Linked DNA regions of Homo sapiens: region 2 is linked to region 1. Evidence: read pairs that join two places in POLR2A ChIA-PET (ENCODE). Cell type or tissue: MCF 10A. All regions are shown on one strand. Links, peaks and the distances in the headings refer to the core of each region. The heading gives the core; the rest is flanking DNA.

What was found. ChIA-PET counts read pairs that join two places held together with the same protein. Peaks named below come from ENCODE experiments on the same cell type or tissue, not always from the same donor. Only the 100,000 strongest peaks of a DNase experiment are listed, where the experiment ranks them.
Region 2: POLR2A ChIA-PET joins it to region 1 with 5 read pairs; 2 of 35 experiments call an interaction of 5 or more read pairs at or near these places.

The regions. Positions count from the first base shown.
Region 1 is chr13:94,229,365-94,237,170 of GRCh38, forward strand. All of the region lies in intron 4 of GPC6 (glypican 6), which reads left to right. Among named protein-coding and RNA genes, the nearest start is that of GPC6-AS1, 45 kb to the left of the region's middle. In MCF 10A, for the core only: no CTCF peak of the experiment used is centred there; a DNase peak (open chromatin) is centred at 4,247.
Region 2 is chr13:93,458,730-93,466,535 of GRCh38, forward strand. The region is part of intron 1 of GPC6 (glypican 6); the gene reads left to right. Among named protein-coding and RNA genes, the nearest start is that of GPC6, 240 kb to the left of the region's middle. In MCF 10A, for the core only: no CTCF peak of the experiment used is centred there; no DNase peak of the experiment used is centred there.

The DNA of each region.
Region 1 (7,806 bases), core at 2,315-6,314:
TATTTTATGTAGAAATATCATGAGAATATTTATTGGTGTTTGTTTCAATTTTGGCATCCAACCATTAATATTTTAATTTCCATTTTGCAGTAGCTGTATTAAGCATAATAACCACTTGAAACGTGTAGCCTGAATAGGAAAGAAACTACAGAAGCCAAGGAGTATTTTAATTACAAACTCCACTTCAGGAAAAATGCCAGCAACAAGAGTATGGTTGTGCAAGTATTTAGGGTAGGGTAGACTGCTGCATGAAAAACGTTTGCAGTTGGGTGATCTCCCCCTGCTCAATAACACAAGGTTAGAAGGATAGCCTCATTGACTTACAAACAACCAGACCTGTGCAACCTTGCAGTTCCACTGCCATGTGAAAAGCAGAGATAAAAAGAGTGCTGGGATAATCCAGGTTAAAAGACTTGAATAAAAAAGATGACAGTAACTCACAAACAGAAAAGCATGACTCTTCATCCCAACTCACTTGAAAATCAACACTTTCACAGAAGGCCTCCAAGACTGGATGGGATCTGTTTCAGGATACATTTGGTGACAGATATTCTATGACCTTTTGTGTGAGAGAGAAGATGCCCAAGTTACTATCAGTGGGAAATGAACAGGAAGCCAGGGATGGTGTGGTAGCAGGAAAAGAACTTGAGATTTGGAGTTGGGCAGACAGATTCGTGGGCTGATTTTGCCTCTGAGTGGCTAGACAATTTGGGGCAGATTATTTAGTTTGTCTGAACCTCCGTTTTTTTAATGGTAAAACCATACTTTTTCCTCATGGGGTCACTGGAAGATTTAAACAAGTTACCATATGTAAAGACTGAAAACACTCAGTACCTTCCCTTCCTTATCTAGAGAAAAGGAATTCTGGAACTGCTCTTCTTATTTTATGTGTGAGAAAACTGGTGACTAGAAATGCCCAAGTCCTGCTCCAGGTCACATGGCTGGATTCCCTGTGCCCAGGGGAGGGCTTTCCCATGACCTCCACCCAGCCCCACAGTGGATCTCACACAAAGAAATGGGAGAAGAACAGATCTAACTGGGACAATCTGAGGACCCTCCCCACCATTGGTGTTAAGATTATGGACTTGGCCATGAACAGTCCCATCAGTCCCATCCTTGACTCCTGACACGTGTGCCAGAGACACTCTCCTCACACTCTAGCATTCTCCAAGTGATACCTGGACCATCAAGCCAGGAGCCACTAATGATCATCTAATCCAAGAAGGGTATCTCCTCAGAACAAAACCCATCAGTCTCAGTAGCTGGGCATCCCTTGGCTAACTACTTAAATTCCCTTGACCTAAATGATCAGACTCATCTCAGAGGATTGTTGAGAGTGTTGCAAAAAATGTACCTAAAAGTGTTCAGCATACAGCCTAGCGTATAAATGCATAGCAGATAATAAATATTATTTTTTGAACTCTTACCATTATTGGAGATGACAGTAAGAATAGGTAACATGTATGAGTGTACTCTGTGCCAGACATCATAATAAGCATCTTTCACTTCAATCTTTCCAACAAGACAATGAGGAAGGTGTTATTTACTCATTTTTCAGGTGAAGAGTCTGAAGCCAGAAAGGGTCAGGCTTGGGGGAAGGGAGACAGGGAGATTCTTCTGGACATTGCCTGGCACATAAGGTAGCACGTAGCTACATTAAAAAGAATGTACAGAAGCCTAGCTGTGTCTCCATAGCCATGTTGCTAAGACTTTGGCTGAATTGTTCACTACTAGACCCCTAGAGCCTAGCACAAGGTTTGGTGTATACTAGATGTTCTGCAAAGTTTCATTAATTTGTTGAGTGAGAAAATAATAAACACTGCCGTGTTCACATCATTATGTTGACCCAACAGACAATCTCAGGGACCCTTGGGCTGGTGTAGTCAATCACAAGGGCTATTTGTAGAGACAGCTCCCCGCTGTGAAGCCAAGGAGAATCCAACCATGAAGAGAGAGGAAATATTACTAAGCAGAAAATTAAAAACGATCCTATTGGCTGTTGGCCTTGGCACTGTTTCTGAAGAAGCAAGTTCAGAAACATTTGGCAGTCCGTGTCATCGCCTCTCATAAACCCCAAGAATAAGGAAGGCATCAGAAATAAATTTTTATTTTCTGATTAATTTTCTATAGAAAGGTTTTTGCCCACCAACAAGATACAAAGGGCAACTTAAAAGGCATGAGGTTATTAAAAATCAATGCTAAATGTTGTCATCAGAGGGTTTGCTTATTTTGCTGTTATTAAAAATTCACACAAATTGGGCGAAACATTTTCAGCCTGAAAGAGATCTCGGAAAATGGCTTTCTTATCATTAAAATGCAAGCTAAGCAGAGTGATAGCAAATGATCTTTTCCTATGATCAGTTTTTCCTAATCTTGGGGTCAGAAAAATAAATGTCAGAGGAAATAATAGACTTTATTTAATAAAATAAAATAAAAACAAAATGACCTGGCTATTAAAATGAAAACACAAAAAAAATGTCTGCTTGTGACTATGTGAATAACTGAAGCTTCGTTTTAATAAAAATTTTTAAAAAGTTTTTCGACTCTTTTATTCTGATCAAAAAAGAAAAAGAAAAAGAAAAATCCCAAAGGTCCAAATCGCAACTCTATTTATCTATTGTAAACCAACAAGAGCCGACCATGTTGAGAGAGAAGACAGGAGAAGTGTTAGCTGTGGTGAATAGAGAATCCTTTAAAACAACACCGAAAAATATATTTTCTAAGAAAGCAAAGATCTCTGTTGCAGACATGTTTCTTAACCAAGATATAGCAATAGCTTCTTTAAAATCTACTTCTCATGTACTGACTAACCCATTCATTCCTAAAAAGTATTCCTTTCATATGACCATGTTTAGCTTAGTTCTCACTTTAAATTTAAACAAGGACTAATGGTACTCCAAACTATTTGCTTTCTTTCAGTCTAACCCACTCCTTAAGGAAACGAGCAGGAGAGACATGTCCTGCAATGCCATGGCACGTGCGCACACCCCAGAACACGGAGCAGTGCTTTCATGGTCGCCTGCCACGTCACACACTGGCACTGACAGAAATAGTAACAACACACCCTCTTTGAGACAGTGATTGCTTTAGATTTTTATACAACTTGTTTAAATAGAGGAAATCTAAATTTTTACCAAAGCAATTGCCCCCCTTCAGGAGGTGGGTTTTTTTTGGGGGGGTGGGGCAGGGTGTCAAAGAATGTTTAGTTCAGTACCTTTTCTAGAAGCCAGTACAGCTAAATCTATAACTTTCCTATTTTACATATTTGGTAATTAAAAACCAAGTGTGAAGAGCTTATGGATTTTATTCAACGATGACATATTTTTTTAGATTCTGTAATGGCCCATAAATTTGCATTAATGACCACCTGTTCCAGAAACCTTGGAAACAGGAGGCTGGAAGAACATCCGTGAGTTTTTATGTGTCTCGGATACCTGACTCTGGGCCAAGGTGGAGGCCTTGGAGGAGTAGAAAGGACTCTAGTGACTGGCTGATTGTTACCATTTTTGGCCAAAAGAATAAGTCAGGCACCAGAATGTGTAACCAGGTAATGTAATTATGGTTAATGTAAATGTCACATTTTAAATCCTGTAGGAATTCACAATAGTTCAGGTTTTATAACTTTTTTTTTTTTTTTTTTTTTTTTTTGGTGGGACCAGGAAACATGGAACTGACTTGCACGGGAGGTCAGACTGGCTTAATTTGTATTTCCTTTCAAAGTTGTGTGAGATACAAATATGCACCACAATGTACCCATCACTGTCTTCTTAAAAACTTGTAGGGAAACAAAAATATGAGAAATTGCATCATATTTAAAAGCGCTAGAGGAACTGACTGTATAAAGGAAATTTTTTTGGATGGAGAGAATTATGTAAAGCCCAGCTCTAATGTAGATCTAAAAACAAACAAACAACAATAACAACAAAAAAGACAGGCCTAAGAGGTGCTAAAAAATTGGGAGCCATTAATCTTATTGTCAATAAAGAAGTAACTCATAAGCAAATAGCTCCTAATTTATCTCTTTTCTATGTTTAACCCATTAATACCATCCCCCATTATCTGCTCTTTCACTTTTTTGGTTTCAGTTACCCACAGCCAACTATAGCTTGAAAATATTAAATGGAAAATTCCAGAAATAAACAATGCATACGTTTTAAGTTTCCCACTGTTCTGAATATTGCAGTGAAATCTGGCACCATCCCATTCAGTCCCACGAGGGACATGAATCATCTCTTTGTCCAGCGTCTCCACACTGTCTTCCCTCCCCTGGTGTGAGTCACTTGGTAGCCGCCTTGATTTTCAGATTCGTTGTTTTGGTGTTGAGGTGCTTATGTTCAAGGAACCCTTATATTTCTTAATAATGACCCAAAGGTACAAGAGGAGTGATTTTGGTTTATTGTTATAATTGTTGTATTTTATTCTTAGTTCTTGTTGTTAATCTCTTACTGTGCCTAATGTACATATTATACTTTCTCATAGTTATATATGTACAGAAAAAAACATAGCATATATAGGATTTGGTACTATCCACAGTTTCAGGCATATGCTGAGGGTCTTCGAACATACCCCCCAGGGCTAAGGGGGGACTACTGTAACAGTACGTCTTCTAGCAGAGGACTAAATTTTAGAACAACTGGAAGCACTGGCATTTGAAGTATGAGAAATAGTCAGGGCGAGGTGTTTATTTGTAGGGCAGTAACTCTACTAGATCAAAACCATGGCCTACATAATCTTATTTAGTCACACCTCATTTCCCCTGCAATGCTGGGAGACAGAAGAGACATCTGGGGAAACCGAGGCTCAGATAGGTGATTCAAAGCCTAAATGCTAAAGCCAGTATTAAACCTTATTCTAAAAATCATTCCATTTATCCTTCTGAAGTTTCTGTGAGAAAAGGGTAAGGATGTACTGTGAACTCAGAAGTATTCCATGTTTACAGGTATAACTAAATTCATTTTTATTGTATCTGTTGTATTAATACTAGGGTATCAATAGGCACAAAATTCTCATGGAATCAGACACCAGACCACCTCATGATCACTGGAAGATGTTTCTTTTCTACATGTAATACTGAAGCTAAAAATTAGTTTCTGCTACTGAAAATATGTCTCTGTTGAACAAAAGGAGGCCGTTCTTTTGTTTGCTTTTTTTTTTTTTTTGCAATATCACTTTACTGTGACCCAAGAACTTAAAAAAACAAGTTAATATTATCTTGTCATTCTGATATGTCCAGATAGTTAGATCTCTTTAAAGAACTTCTTGGACCCTTAAAGCTTGTTTTATGAACTATGGAATAAAAATTCTGGTATTGACCTATTAACTCTTTTTTTCCAGTGTTTCAGGAAGTTTCTCTTCCTCCCAGGAATTAACAGGCTATCAACCAGACGCAATAGAAATAAGGATTTTGTGGACAAAAGCTGTGTGTTTTAAAAGTCAGCATATACCACAACATAGATAAATCTTGAGGGCATTATTCTAAGTGATATAAGCAAATCACAAAAAGACAAATACTGCATAATTCCACTTATATGAGTTATGTAAAGTAGTCAAACTCATAGAGACAGTCAAATGGTAGTTGCCAGGAGGTTGGGGAAAAGGGAAATGAGTTGTTCAATGCATAGAGCCTTTTAGTCATGCAAGATGGAAAGTTCTAGAGATCTGTACAGCAATGTGCATAGAGTTAACAAGGCTGTACTGTATGCTTAAAATTGTTAAGGGAGTAAATTTACGTTGGATATTTTTCACCACAATAAGTTAAAAAAAGAAAGACAGCATGATAAATCCTCAGGATACCTGGGCACACCTTCTGAGAACAATGTTGAACTGGAGATCAAAGAGTGAGCTATAAAGCACTACACTCCAGTGGTTCTGATATTTCAAGACCATTTTGAACTCACATCAGGTATAATGAACCAAGGACGGAATTTTTTAACAATCTCTGGGAGCGTCTCTCACAGTTCAACAGGACATTTCAGAATATCCATTCCACAAGCATTCTCCAAAAAAAAGAAAAAAGTACTAACTTTGATTTGTTGCTAAATGCCTACCATCCTCATTGAGCGGCCTTACTTTACCAGGGCCAATTGATCCCTAAGGCTCTGCAGTGTTCCTAGGGAACCTTGATAAACATTATTACCTTGAGCCACAGGGGACATACAAATGAGAAACACTAATTTCTATTTGCAAGAAACTCTGATTAGCAAATGAGGTAGTAGAGTACACATGGATATTTCCTGATTATTTCTCTACCCTATGCCAAAAAATTTTCTGGGACACCAAGACTCAAAAACTTAAATTTACATATTCAAGCTCTCTGAAAAATGTTATACAGCATCCTACCTCCTAATGATTCTTTGAAAATCTACACTGGTCCTTCAACTCTTTGGGTAAAATTGAATCCTTGGGAGAAAGCAGTGATAGTGGCACACAATCATATTAAAACATGTAGAACCAGTCAATTAGTTGCAGATTTGAGATGTTAATAAGATCAGAGATTCGCTGAGAATATTGAAGCTAGAAGACACCTTTGAGGTCACCTTGTCCAATGTCTCCATTACACAGGTGACGAAACTGAGACCCTGAGAACTCTTCTTGTCCAGTATTAATAACAACTAAAGAAGGGATTAATTTCTGCCAAAGTGTTTACGTTAGCTCAACTGTAGTAGCCCCTGGCTGCTTCTTATTAAACTATTAGTTTGGCCTGAAATTTTTCTTGGTTCCTGTTTATGGGGGAGTTTAATAACTGCTATCTGCAGTAATAAGAGATATAATAATGTTTATCTTCTTATTTCCTCTGAGGATCTTGGAATGTGTTTCATCATTAATTAAAGAATCCTCTGAGTCCCCCTATTAGATAAATATTATTAGCCCCATTTATAAAGAAAATGAAATTCTGAGAGATTAGTTGACGGAGCAGCAGCATACCCTGAGTTAATGTTTACAGTGGATGTTCTATAAACCTGTAATCAGCAGGAACTTTGTGATTTCCTCTGCAAGTATTTTAGTCCTTGAACTAAAACTCAGAAGTCGATATTCAGCTATTGCTTTGGACAAGAATTGTGTTAAGAGACAGGAACTAAATATTAAGACTAGGGGGCTTCCAGGTGTATGAGACAGTGCCTGTTTTCAGAACATGTAGAGACATCAAGACAATTGCATAAAATGCTAAAATATCAGGTAAAAATCTGTATTCTAAAAGAAATGCTATGAAGATTGAAGGGAGTAAGAATATAAACCAAGGTGAGGCGATCAGGGAAAACTTTAAAATGAAAGTAACTTTGAGCTGGTTATTTAAAGATACAAAATATACCAGTGGTTAGATTTTGGGGCATTCTTTCATTCATTCTACAAGTATTTCCTTTATTTTCACTTCTTCCTTCTGTAAGTATTTCCTGAGAACATACTACAGGGTGTCGTCTAAACTCTGAGGTAGAAAAAGTGAGGCAGAGAAGGCAAGAATGGAGACAGAGTTCCTCTAACATCCTTGCTTTCCCCCAGGGATATGCAAAGAAAAGCAGAAAGCTTTTTTTTTTTTTTCTCCTGAAAATTTTGGGCATGTAAATAGCCTCAGGCATGTCAAAAACTAGTGAAAAATGAAACTTGACAAGAAGGTTGGAAGCACCTTGTTCACAGGCCTTAAAGGCAAGGAGTCAAGTCATATTGCTCCAAGAGTAATAAACAGGAGGTTAAAAGGACAGGAAACAAGATGCAAGAAGTTAGTGGTTGGCTTTGCTGCCTGGGTAGCAGGATGAGAACTTGTTCCATTATCAGCTGCAGAGGGGCAGGACAAGAAGTGAGCTGAGGTAG
Region 2 (7,806 bases), core at 2,197-6,196, 770 kb before region 1:
ATTTCTCCTGAGGTCTCTTTGGACAACATACTATTTATTATCAAATTATATTCATTTATCTTATTTTCTGAAAACAATATATTTTATGTTCAAAAATATATGCCATCCACTCACAGCGGAGTTGTTGCACAGGGCGCATGATTTGAAACTTGTCCTTACTGTATTTGTAGGGTAATTTGAGGTAAATGAATTTGGACAGAAGCCATTAAGTAAAATGATTCTTTCCTAAATTACCTTAAGTGGTTAATTTTATTACTGATAATACCGTAATGGAGACGTTCTTCATATAATTTTAAGGGAACACGCTTTGATTAAAATCATATTTGTATTTTATTATTATTATTTTTGAGACAGGGCCTTGCTCTGTTGCTCAGGCTGGAGTGCAGTGGTGCCATCATAGCTCACCGCAGTCTTAACCTCCTGGATTCAAGCAATCCTCCCGCTTCTACCTTCTCAGTAGCTGGGACTACAGGCATGGGCCACCACACCCAGCCAATTTTATATTTTCCAATTTTTTGTAGAGCCAGGGTCTCACTATGTTGGCCAGGTTGATCTCAAACTCCTGGCTTCAAACAGTCCTCCCACCTTGACTTCCCAAAGTTCTGGGATTATAGGCGTGAGCCAACATGTCTGGCCTAAAATAATCCTTTTTAAGGAAAGATCTGAGTTTTATTTGCTGTTTAACCATAAAAGACAAAAGCATTTTTTCTGCTTATATTTTTTTAAAATCATCAGTTGTCATTGAAATAATTATAAAAGGATTCATTGGTGGTCTAAATGAAAACAACGGACTTTAACAGTAGACCTGTATTTGCAGTACAACCCAAGGATCTCCATGCACTAGTGGTTTTCTTACATAGACGAGTTCAGAGAAAGTATGGGTCCCCGGGTATTCTAATCTGTAAGTATCAGTGTGTCTTCACTTTTAATGTAAAATTATGCCACAGTGTCATTTTTTGGAGATTTTGTGTGCTCTCGATCCTCCCCTAATTTTTCATTTAGAACCTGTTTCTTGGCTATTGTCTTAAAATTTCCCGACACAGTTAAGGTTCAAGCTTTAGCTTTATAATTTTAGAATTAGTGCTACTGGATTTTAATAAGATATCAACACACTGCATTCTAGGTAAATGGCATCCCCTGAATTTGTGGCATGTGGTATCTAAAATTAGGTTTAGGTGGCCAAGAGTGTGAGAGGCAAGCCACATTGAGTTTTCTAAATCAATGACACCTGTTCACATGTTAAGCTGCCCTTCTCAAGGCTAACTTTTCTTTTGGCTTCTAGGGTGTGTGTTCACCATTATCTACCTTATGGTTGTCTTTCTCCATTGTGAGGCTGAAATAACTTCTGGTGGCACCTTTCTGACAGTAATATCTAGCTGGCTTCCATACAAAATTCTGTCTTTGCTTCTACTCATTTAAAGTCATTCTGCCCAGTTTCTGGTTATGAACTGTTGTCACTGTGATGGATTTCCTGCCCTTGAGGCTGTGGCAGCCAAGCTGATATCATACTGTATTTTGTGTCTCTGTTTTTTGACTGGATAAATGGTCTTTAATTACTGCTGGTTCTTCAACCTTGGGGAAAACTCTGGCAGTATTATCAGTTTTTGTAGCTGACAGTTTGGAAATAGGGAATCTTTTGCCATAATATTTTCAATTAAAGGCCTAAATTCACATGCTTTTCTACTGAATTTTATACAATAAAGTTAGGTTAAGAATTCCACAAACATTTAAATCTACACAACACATTTACTGCATTTAATACTGTATTTAATGATGATGACGATTATTTAAAAATCATTTTCTACTTGATGAAATATCATAACATAGCACTAATATAAATTAATATTAGCAGAATTAACATGTAAGTTTTTCAGTGAAAAGAACTCTTGATGTATTGGAAAACGTAATGAAAATATTAATAATTATCTAGACATGAAAGTGACGAGTCAATATTTCTCTGGAAGTTTATGGCCAAAACCATACTTTGAGGCAAATATTGCATTAGTGGTTTTCTATATTGATCAGACAAACCAAATAACTAATATTACCCCCCCATTGTGATATGTTGCACCTTTCTGCAATTGATTATTAGTGTTATATTCCTTACATAGGCAGTTTTGAGTAACAAGGTTTTAAAAATAAATTATATGTATCTTGCACACCAATGTAATTATTACTGGTTTTAATATAATAATGTGTATATAAACTTATGATTGAAATTAGTTGTATAGAAAACTTTATAAAATGAGGGCTCCATCAGCTATTCCATTCTCATCTAGCATTGGTAAGGAGTAAATACTTAGTAAAACTTGATGAATGAATCTTGCAGTGGTGGATTCAAAGCCATATGTGTGTGTTTTGTTTTTGTTTGATGGGTTTTTTGTTGTTGTTCTCCAATTTTTTTATCGTAAAATGTATAATACTAGTGCCACAAATTTTATTTTTATTAGAACATATAGTAGTCTACAGCTTAATAACTAGCAGAAACTAAATACTAGTTTTGGTCCTGCTACTAAAAAATTTCAAGTAAGACCTGAATTTAACCAGTATTGTATTTCTTTAACAAATTATTTAGGAATATGGTTTTCATAAGGGCAATGAGAGTCAGCAATCAAGTTTTTCCTTCTGAAATTTTAGATATGAAAAGCATCTAAAATTTCTCAACTTTCTAAAATTTTAAACTGCACTTACAAGTAAAGTATTATTCTTTTAAAAGCTTAAATAATTTAGTTAAATAACTTTACAATTCACTGATTTCCAAAAGGGTACCTACATACTGTTTCACTATATAAGTATAGCACATAGTAGAGTCCATCTACCATTGTCTACCATTGTCTTCTGAAACAATATAGGGAACTTTCTAAATCATAGGAAATCTAAAAAATCAGCTAGTTCAAGCCATATGTTTCATAGCTGAAGATACTAGGTCCCGGCGGGGGGGTTGGGGGGGGGTGTTGATGATTTGCTCTAAGTCACACTTGTTAAAATCTAGACATCTTTGTTACCAGCCTATTGTTCCCAAAGTCAACATTCTGTGCTCTGATGCAATGCTGATTTTAAAAAATCATTCGTTCATAACCTCATATCATGCCTTTTTAAAAATCTCTTCTTTGCATTTCCCTCTTTACGTTATCTCATTCTTACATTCCCAAGGCCTGGGCACACAGTTGGTGCAGCTATTTGTAGTTGAACTTAACTGGATTAACATGAAGGAACATAAGAAATTTATATGGTATCACATAATACATCAAGCATTTTATATCTCATCCAACCCACAAGCCATGCCATCTTATGTAGATACTTTTGATGGAAAGAAAGAAGAAAAATCAGGATAAATGCCTCAACAGCTGTCAATGTTAAATAATCCCTTAAAGCTGTGAAAGCCTTCATTTGCTTTCAGGAGTTGTGACATATGGTCAAAAATAGCTTGAAGATTTATTATGTCATATCTGTTGGATGAGATTCAAAATATACTTTAAGAAAGATTCCATCCTTCATCATCCTTGAAAAGATCTTTCAGAACTCATAGAGTATATAGAAAGCAGACGGAGAATGATGATGTTCAGCTGCTTCAAAATGACAGACTCTAATCAGGATTGCCCACCTATCACACCAAATTACCAGTAAAAAATGCAAATTTTCTACCGACATGACACTTTTAAACACAGACATCTCACAGACCTCCAGAAGCCCTGGGTATAGATAAGACTTGAATTACTTTCCTCCAATGTTACATTAGGATTGGAAGGCAGATTTTAAAATTATGTTTTTAAAAAGCGGTCATTCTTCCCCATGTTAAGAATTTAACCTTAAAGATGAAAAAGCTAAGAAACTGAAGTTTGTCAGTGGATTCTAGCTTCTGTAAAAGTTGGAAGAAAAAAAAAATCCACTTAAATTTTGTAAAAATTGAAAAAAAAAACAACTAAGGAATAAAAAAGAAATGCCAAGAACATATAAATGAAAGAGCAAAAGAACAACTTGAGTAAAACATTATAGTAAAGAGGTCACCTAACTTAATAAACTCTCCTGGGTTCAAGCAGAAGTAATCAAGCCTACTGTGTATATAAGATGAAAAGAATCAAAGGGGAAGCTCCACAAAGCGACTTCTTTGGTCCTGGCAGTGTCTCTGCATCACCTGTGTCCTTCCTTTTCCCGTGCCCTGCCCTCTGCCCCGCTTCTGCTCTACTTTCTTGCTATTTGCCTCCTAAGGCTTCAAAATACTGCTAAACACATTTCTAAAGCCTTCTAGACATAGGACAGTTTGTGTATGAATCATTTTATTTAAGAATTAGGACAATCTTTTTTGTTGGAAGTAGAATAAATTGTGCTCCAATTTCAGGTGCTTATGAAAAATACATTGTACCACAACCTGAATATTATGTTGTGTAAATCCCTCCAGCCATCTCATTTGGGGCAACTTTTAGATAAGGAATGAAATTACTTGTGGTATAATCTATAATTATTTTTGGCAAATGCATGAGTTTCTCCTGCTTGAAATATAAATGTTTTATTAGGTAGCCACAGTATTTGGCCCCTGCATGGGTGCTTAATTGAAGAAAAGAAAGAAATAACATCTAAAGATCTGTGTTTCATGGACGTTTGCGAAAATGGCCGTCACAACTCATCTGGTAGACCAGAAGACCAGGTGGACGTGACTTATATTAAATCTTGCCAGAGCTGGACATCTGGCTCTTCAGTTGTTCTGGTTTCAATTTGGATGTGAAGCACCGTTCTTAGTGTGATTCAAGTACTAGATCCACTTAAAGAGTTCTTGTGTAGCCCAGGTCTCTGCCATGTTTGAGAGCTGTGGTTTGTTTTTTGACAGGAAACCTCCATCAGAGTTTATTGTAGGTATCTCATTAGTAATTTTTAGCATGCCACTGTGTACCAATGTTGAACTTTATCAGTTGAATTAGAGACCATGTTAGGACCTGAATGACAACTTCCCTAATTAACCTGAACCACATTCTGGAACGCCTTTTGACATATTGTTGCCTTGTAAGTAAATGGCTCCACTTTTTTTTTTTTCTTTTTTCATACAAAGACAGTTTTCTATCTATCCTCAAGCACACCAACCATGTTGTTGTTGTTCTGACTTACGGCATTTGCTTGATTTATTTTCCACCCTGCTCTTCTTTGCTTACGTAAGTCCTCAAATTTCTGCTTAATTGTAATGATCCCTGACTACCTTATAAAGGCATATCTCTGAGGTATGGTGGATTCAGTACCAGACCACAGCAATAAAGCAATTATCAAAATAATTAAGTCACACAAATGTTTTAGTTTCCCAGTGCATAAAACTTAAGTTTACACTATACTGTACACTGAGTATTCAATAGTGTTGTGTCTACAACCGGTACATATCTTAATTTAGAAATACTTTATTGCTAAAAAAATGATAATGATCGTCTGATCCTTCAGTAAATCCTAATCTTTTTGTTAGTGCCACAACTTGACTCCATGTTTTTGGCTGCTGATTGATCAGGAGGGTAGTTGCTGAAAGTTGGGGTGAATGTGACAATTGCCTTAAATAAGACAACAGTGAAGTTTGTTGCATTGATTGGCTCTTTCTTTGGTGAAGTATTTCCCTGTAGCATGTGATCCTATGTGATAACATTGTAGCCATGGTAGAACTTCTCTCACAAGTGAAGTCAATTCTTTCAGACCCTGCTGCAGCTTTATCAACTCAGTTATGTAATGTTCTAAATATTTTGTTGTCATCTCAAAGATGGTCACAGCATCTTCAGCAGGAGTGCGTTCCATCTCAAGAAACTGACATTTTTGCTCACCCATAAGAAGCAACTCCTCATTTGTTTGTTTGATCATGAGATTGCAGCAATTCAGTCACATCTTCAGTCTCCACTTCTATTTCTAGTTTTCTTGCTCTTTATACCATGTCTCTGGTGATTTTCTCCATTGAATTCTTGGACCCCTCCAAGTCATCTATGAGGGTTGGAATCAAATTCTTCCAAACAACTGTTAATGTTGGTATTTTGATTTCCTCTCATGGATCACAAATGTTCTTTATGGCATCTGGAATGGTGAATCATTTCCAGGAGGTTTTCAATTGACTTTGGCCAGATCCATCAGAGGAATCACTATCTATGGAAGTTATAGCCTTATGAAATGTATTTCTTAAATAATAAGACTTGAAAGTTGAAATGACTCATTGATCTATGGGCTGCAGAATGGATATTGTGTTAGCAGGAATCAAAACAACATGTACCTCTCTGTCCACCTCCATCAAAACTCTTGGGAGACCAGGTGAATTGTCAATGAGAAGTAATATTTTGAAAAGAATCTGTTGTTTTTCTGAACAGTACATCTCAAGGGTGAGTTTAAAATATTCAGTAAACTGTGCTGTAAAACAGATATGCTGTCATCCAGGCTCGATTGTTCTGTTTATAGAGCACCATCAGAGTACATTTAGTATAATTCCTAAGGTACCTATGATTTTTGAAATGGCGAATGAGCATTGGCTTCAACTTGAAGTCACCAGCTGCATTAGCCTCTAAAAAGAGAGTCAACTTGTCCTCTGAGGCTTTAAATTCAGTTACTTATTTTCTCCTTTTTAGCTATAAAAGTCCTACATGGCATCTTATTCCACTGGAAGCGTGTTTTATCTACATGGTAAATGTGTTTAGTGTAGTCACCATCAATTCTTTTTTAAGCTAGATCATCCAGATAAACTTCTCGCAGTGTTCCATTAGCACTTGCTGCTTCACCTTGCACTTTTATTTTATGGAGAAAGCGTCTTTGCTTCAACCATATGAATCAACCTTTGCTAGATTCAAACTTTTTTTCTGCAGCTTCCTCACCTCTCTCAACTTTCATAGAGATGAAGGGAGTTAGGGCCTAATCTAGGCTTTGGCTTATGAGAATGTTGTGGCTGGTTTGATCTTCTATGTAGAGCACTAATAGTTCCTCCATATCAGCATGAAGGCTGTTTCAGTTTGTTATTATTCGTGTGTGCATTGGAGTAACACTTTTAATTTTCTTCAAGAACTCTCCCTTTGCATTCACAGCTTGGCTAACTGGCACAAGAGGCCTAGCCTTTTGGCCTTTCTCAGCTTTCAATGTGCCTTAATCGCTAAGCTTAATAACTTTTAGCTTTTTCTTTAAAATGAAAGAGGTACTACTCTTTTTTGTGCTTGAATACTTAGAGGCCGTTGCCAGATTATCAATTTGCCTAATAATATCACTGTGTTTCAGGAAACAGGAAGGTCTAAGGAGACAGACAGAGATGGGGGGAACGGCTGGTTGATAGACCAGTCAGAACACAGAAATTATTAAAATAATTACAATAATAACATCAAAGATTACTAATCACAGATCACCATAACAAATACAGTAATAAGGAAAAGTTTGAAATATTGGGAGAATTAACCAGAATGCGACACATAGGCATGCCATGAGCACATACTGTGTGAATAATGGTGCTGATATACTTTCTTGATGCAGGGTTGCCACAAACTTTCAAATTGTAAAAAAAAACAGTATCTGTGAAGAACAATAAAGTGAAGTACAATAAAATGAAGCATGCCTGTATAAAGTGATTCATCTAGATATTCTTTGATTCACTCATTTGTTTTCGTCACGTATATCACGTGATGTATAATTATTTTCTGAATATTTACTCATTTTTTAACAGTCTTCTCAGCTGTTATGTAAGCTCTCTGAAACATAGAAAATTTTGCTAACCTGTTAAAGAGTTACATTTCTAGCACTTAACACTATCCTTGATATGTGGTAATGGTCAGTAAATATTTATTGAATGAGTCGAGGAATTGTGATCATCTGTATTGT